2 separate regions of the Homo sapiens genome follow, and region 1 is linked to region 2. Evidence: read pairs that join two places in POLR2A ChIA-PET (ENCODE). Cell type or tissue: MCF 10A. All regions are shown on one strand. Each heading gives the region's core, and the rest is flanking DNA. Links, peaks and the distances in the headings are about the cores only. Region 1 overlaps PLD4 (phospholipase D family member 4). Region 2 overlaps AKT1 (AKT serine/threonine kinase 1).

Region 1 (2,892 bases), core at 237-2,736, 170 kb before region 2:
ATAGTTGGCAGGCCAAGAGAGCAGGCCAAGTGCTCTGAGACACATTCAGGTATAAGGCCAAGAACCAGGGAGCAAACCCACACGTGCAACCCTGGAGGGCAGAGCTTAGTCTGGGATGATATCGGCTTCTGAGCCAGGTGTTGCCACGAAGCTTTTTGCCAGATGGTTACTGAGGAGATATGGAGCATGAATGAGGGATAGGAAGCCACAGGGAGCAGCCACTGCAACTGCCAGAGCTTGGCTTGGCCAAGTGCAGCTCACACACAAAGCAGCCCCCAGAAGCTCCTGAAGGCCTTGCAGGGCTATGTGGATCCCTATCCCCCTGCAGCATCTGCAGCAAGCTTTTCACAAGCTTGGGCAGGGAGGCAGGATGGGTGTAGGAGATTTCTGCACAGACAGAATGCTGAAGTCTAAGGTGTCCTTTAGATGGGGGAAGTATGAGGTCACTAATCGAACAGAAAAGTAACTTGTACTGTACCTGAGATGAACTTTGCTAGCTTTCCCCAAAGCAAAGAGGGAAGAGGAAGATATGGCTGAGTTCACAGTGTGGCAGGGACACAAATGTAGGAAAGAAAAAAGTAGAGAAGGGTAGGAAAAGGAGAGAAGTAGAGAAGGGTAGGAAAGTGGTGCCTCAAGACCGGGAGAGCATTCGGGGCACCCTGGGGTCCATTCAGCATCCAGTGCTCCTTCATACCGCTGAGCCATCCCTGAACTCCAGCCTAGCATGGCCCCATGGACCTCCACCAGGGGAGGGTACCCTGTGGTCTTGGTCAGGAACCATCAGGTGAGATAAGCCAGGGTGTTTTGAGAATCCTTCTGACCCAGCATTCATAGCAGAAGAGTGGGAACTGAGTTGCCAAACCTGGGTTCAAATCCTGCATCTGCAGGACAGGTGCCCAGGTGGCTCCCAGGATAGGGTGAGTTCCAGTGGAGCTGCATCCAAGTCCTGGTCTCAGACTGGAGTCACCTTCCTGCCCTCCAGCTCAAATGCTGGTCCTCTCAGCCCCATCCACCAACCCTGGGCACTGCATCCCCAGGACAAGCCTGCCCCCACATGCTTGGACCCACCCTGCACAACAGCCCACAAACCACACAGCCTTGTGCACCCCTACCCTCGCCCGCCTGTCTCCCCAGCCCGCACGCAGGACCTGTCCCCTCAGCCGCGGGTCCCCTCCCGCCCTCCCCGTCCCCTCAGCCCCGGGTCGCCTCCCGCCCTCCCCGTCCCCTCAGCCGCGGGTCCCCTCCCGCCCTCCCCGTCCCCTCAGCCGCGGGTCCCCTCCCACCCTCCCCTCACTCAGCCCCGGATCGCCTCACATCCTCCCCGTCCCCTCAGTCGCAGGTCCCCTCCCGCCCTCCCGGTCCCCTCAGCCCCGCTCCCCTCCCGCCCTCCCCTCACTCAGCCCCGGGTCGCCTCCCGCCCTCCCGGTCCCCTCAGCCGCGGGTCCCCTCCCGCCCTCCCTGTCCCCTCAGCCGCGGGTCCCCTCCCACCCTCCCCTCACTCAGCCGCGGGTCGCCTCCCGCCCTCCCGGTCCCCTCAGCCGCGGGTCCCCTCCCGCCCTTCCCTCACTCAGCCGCGGGTCGCCTCCCGCCCTCCCTGTCCCCTCAGTCGCAGGTCCCCTCCCGCCCTCCCGGTCCCCTCAGCCCCGCTCCCCTCCCGCGCCGCCCCTGTCCGGCGCCGTAGGAGCTGCCCCCTGGCGGTGGGTGCGCGGCGCTGCGCCTTGGTCTGCGTTTCCTCCGCTGGAGTCCCGGGCGTGGGCTCCGCGCCTCTCGCTTCCCCCGGCAGCCTCGGGGCGGGAATTTGGGTTCCGGAGCGCGGCAGCCCGGCGCGGGGTGGGAGGTGGAGGGTTCGCTCCGCCTGGGAGGCCCGTCTGGTCCCCGCCCCGCCCCGCCCCAGGTTCTCGCGGACCCGGGGCTAGCTGAGGCGCTGCCACGGCGGTCGCGCGGCGCAGTTTCGCAGGGGCGGGCGCATAGAGGCGGGCCCTTGGCAAGAGGATGAAGGGCCGCCCGCGCGGGACTCACACAGAGGCACCGGGAAGCCACGAGTTTTTTTTAGGCCTGGCCTGTGGGCCAGGAGTCAGGGAAGGGGCTTCCTGGAGGGCTCCCTGGAGGAGGTGGGGCTCAGGGGGGGCTGGACTCGGAAATCAGAGAGCAGGCGGGCGGTTTGCGACGCCCGGGCGGTCGCAGGCGGCTCCTGGCGCAGTGCGGACCCGGGCTGCTTGCGGGAGGAAGCGGCTGAAGCCCAGGCCGGGGTCAGAGGGGAGGGCGCGTGCGGGGCGGGGTCGCCGAGAGAAAAAGAGGCCCCCCTCAGCCCTGCCAAACGCAGTCCTGGCCCGGAGCCTGTCCGTCCAGGCCGACGGCGTAGCGCGAACTCCAGTCCCGCTCAAAGAGCTGCCGCAGCTGCTCCTGCACCGTGGCCCCCGCGGGCTGCGCGCCAGGGCTCTGGGTGACCACCAAGCCCACCCCCGCCGTGCTGCTGAAGTAATCCTCCGACCAGTTGGAGGTGCCTGCGGGGAGGATGGAGGAGACACTGGGGCGCCGGCTCCCACAGGCCCCTCTGCAGCCCGCTCAGCGCCAGGCCCGGCTACGGGTTTGGGGACGGTTGGCAGCTGGCCCCTCCACTGTCATCAGACTCCAGCCGGGGAAGCCCCTCGCTTAGGTGCGGGAGGGACAGCTGGTCGCGGTAGAACTCCACCTTCATCACTTGGGGACAGGCGTCCTGACTCAGTGTTCTGGGGCCCTGTGGGGCCAGGTGACAGGCGGGTGGCCTGGTCCCCGGAACTCCATGGAGACCCCGTCCCCCTTCAGCAGCAGCCCCTCCCTCCTGAGGTGTCCACGCCGGTCACAAAGCCAGTGCCTCCCTCGCCCGTGCCTGGCCACCCTGGGGCCCGCCCG
Region 2 (2,865 bases), core at 1-2,500:
GTGTATTATGTTGTTCAAATGCATTTTGGGGGTTTTTAATCTTTGTGACAGGAAAGCCCTCCCCCTTCCCCTTCTGTGTCACAGTTCTTGGTGACTGTCCCACCGGGAGCCTCCCCCTCAGATGATCTCTCCACGGTAGCACTTGACCTTTTCGACGCTTAACCTTTCCGCTGTCGCCCCAGGCCCTCCCTGACTCCCTGTGGGGGTGGCCATCCCTGGGCCCCTCCACGCCTCCTGGCCAGACGCTGCCGCTGCCGCTGCACCACGGCGTTTTTTTACAACATTCAACTTTAGTATTTTTACTATTATAATATAATATGGAACCTTCCCTCCAAATTCTTCAATAAAAGTTGCTTTTCAAATTTTTGGCTCACTTTGCTGGGTGGAAGAGTGGGTGGCCAGGGAGGGAGTGGGGAGTCCTGGGAGGGAAGCAGCATCCTCAGAGCAGCTGGTCCTCCCCAGCTCCTCCTGGTGGGCACCGCCACCCCAACAGGTTTGGGGACAGGCTGTGTGGTGGGCCGAGGCGGGAGTATACAGGCCTGTTCCCAGGGGCAGCCTCCCATGGAAGGTGTTCCACCCCCATCTCCAGAGGCCTGGCCTGAGGGGAGATGGGAGGCCCTGGCTGGCCCTGCCCCCGTTGGGATCCACCTCTTCTTCCCTTGACCCCACCCAGCTTCACCCCAGCCATGAAGGAGACCATTGGACCACGTGGCCATCTGCCCCCCAGCCCCAGGTGCTGTTCCCCTGGGTAGGGCAGTGAATGAGACAGACCACCAGGAAGGACAGATAGGGCAGGGCCCAGAGTTGGGGCCAAGGTCATGGCCTGGGCCACGGTGGAAGTAAGGCTGGGAGGCCTGAGTGGCCTGTTCGAAGCTGGACAGAGCGGGAGGAGGGGCTGCAGGCGGTGGGAGGAGGGGCTGCAGGGGGCGGGAGGGGACAGGCTGGGGCCCAGGTTACCCCAGAGCACTACATCGAGCTCTGAGCCGGAACAGCCTGCAGAATGTGCCGGTGCTGCCACCTGGTGGACGCCTGCCGGAACCGCGCCCTGAGCCAGGAGAGGAGTCCACTGCCGAGCAACTGACAGCGGGTTGGCGACCAGGTTCCGGGTGGTTGGGTGACCAGCACGAGCCAGGGGCCTGGAGCTTCAGCTTCCTCATCTCTCAAATGGACTCCCCGTAGGTGTGGATGGTTGCAGAGTCAGGCCCCTGGCGATGGCAATTGGCCCCTCTCTAAGGCATTCCCAGGGGTGCGTGGCTGCCCTCACTTCCACTGGAGGGGGTGCCCCATAGGGAGCACAGGCTGGCGAGGATGTTCTGGGTCTGTGGGAGCCAAGAACAGCCACATCTGGAGCAGCCCGAAGCTCTCCTCTGGGTGATCCCTTATTGCTTCAGTTCTAACAGGCCGCAAAACTGATACCGCTTTTCGGGAAATACACGAAACATGACACAGTAAATGATGTTCCGAGGGTGAGAGGCATCTGGATTTCAGATCTATCAATAATGTGACTCTTAGAAACCAAAAAATACAGCAATGCCCTTCCAATATCCACAAACTTTGAGCAAAGCATTGCTGAAAGTAACCAAGGTATGGAAATGGTCAGGCAGACGCAGCATCTCCCAGACAGCCCGGCTGAGAAGCATGGGCTGCTTCTCCCAGCACGGCCCCCTCTGACAATATAGGATTGCCTTAGGGCCATTTCTTACCTTTTTTATGGTAGAGATAGGGTCTCGCTATGTTGTTCAGGCCGGTCTTGAACTCCGGGCCTCAAGTGATCCTCCTGCCTTGTCCTCCCAAAACGTTGGGATTATAAGGTGTGAGCCACCACACCTGGCCTCTTAGGGATAGTTCTATAGTCCAGAGAGAGAGAGGCTTCAACGTCATTGGCATTAATACAGACATGACCCTGTGTTATGTCCCCGTTACAAGTGGCTGAGGACCTAACAAAATGAACGCAGAAATGGAGACCCTCTGAGAATTTCCCGACCCTCCTAGCAGCCCCAGACAGAACCATCTACAGCAGGAGGCAGCATCCCAGGAGTGGGGTGGAGGGTGTCAGTGAGGGGTGAGATGTGCAAGGAGATGCACATCTCAGAGAGGAAACTCCAGGAGGTGCAGGTGCCCTTGCAAGGGGCAGTCCAGTCCTGGCCAGCGAGGCCAGAGCGGGTGGAGAGGGCCAGGATCCTGCAGCCCCAACAGGGCCTGCCGAACAGCGAGGGCTGTCTGGAGAGGTTGTAACAGGAATACGCCAACCAAGAGGAAGCTCTCCTTCCTGTGTCAGAGGTACCCCGAAGGAAACAATGCATAAAGTGTCCATTTCCAAGACAAAGTGCCTAAAATCAGCTTAGGTCAGCAAACTACGGAAGCAACAGGATATACTAGGCCCCTGCTTGGATAGCCAACGCCTGTTTGTCACCGCCAGCCCCCGTCCCTTAGTTTCCCTCACCTGAACCAAAGTTTAGTCTAAAATGAAAGTTTACTAGCCTCCAAAATAGCTCGCTTTGTCTGTTCGTATCAGCCTGCCCAGCTACTTAGGTCAGAAGTCAAATATTTGAAGAGCCCCTGAGCTAACTAGGATTGCAATGCATTGTGGGCTGCAACAGAATGCAGCAAGACAACTCTAAAGAAAACACCTAAAGCCCCTGCCCAACAACCAATAGGTGACGTCCAGGAAGGTTGTGACCCCATAGTACTCAGCCTATGAAGAACCGGGGGAGGGACCTGCACACTAGGGGATAAATTGCTTGTTGAAACTGTGCTGGGTGTGCCAGCTCATCAGGCACCCAATCTTGCAAGACTATCATTAAAAGTCTCACTTTTGCTGTTCTCCGGTCTCTGAGGTCTCTGAGTCCATTCTTCGGGTGTGGA

The links. Peaks named below come from ENCODE experiments on the same cell type or tissue, not always from the same donor. Only the 100,000 strongest peaks of a DNase experiment are listed, where the experiment ranks them.
Region 1: POLR2A ChIA-PET joins it to region 2 with 6 read pairs; 1 of 35 experiments calls an interaction of 5 or more read pairs at or near these places.

Annotation. Positions count from the first base shown.
Region 1 is chr14:104,932,377-104,935,268 of GRCh38, reverse strand. It overlaps PLD4 (phospholipase D family member 4), which reads right to left. Exons shown (of 11, transcript NM_138790.5): 11 at 2,033-2,504. The coding sequence ends at 2,305. Among named protein-coding and RNA genes, the nearest start is that of PLD4, 8.9 kb to the right of the region's middle. RefSeq lists a silencer at 1,603-2,062 and an enhancer at 2,067-2,892. In MCF 10A, for the core only: a CTCF peak has its summit at 1,707 (motif pointing left); a DNase peak (open chromatin) is centred at 1,728.
Region 2 is chr14:104,766,846-104,769,710 of GRCh38, reverse strand. AKT1 (AKT serine/threonine kinase 1) reads left to right here. Exons shown (of 15, transcript NM_001382430.1): 15 at 1-362. It overlaps LOC102723342 (a long non-coding RNA gene), which reads right to left. Exons shown (of 3, transcript XR_429419.5): 1 at 2,814-2,865; 2 at 1,704-1,847; 3 at 295-1,319. LOC107987209 (a long non-coding RNA gene) reads left to right here and starts at 2,762. Exons shown (of 3, transcript XR_001750915.3): 1 at 2,762-2,865. RefSeq lists enhancers at 865-1,159, 1,062-1,613, 1,614-2,164. In MCF 10A, for the core only: a CTCF peak has its summit at 1,017 (motif pointing left); a DNase peak (open chromatin) is centred at 1,010.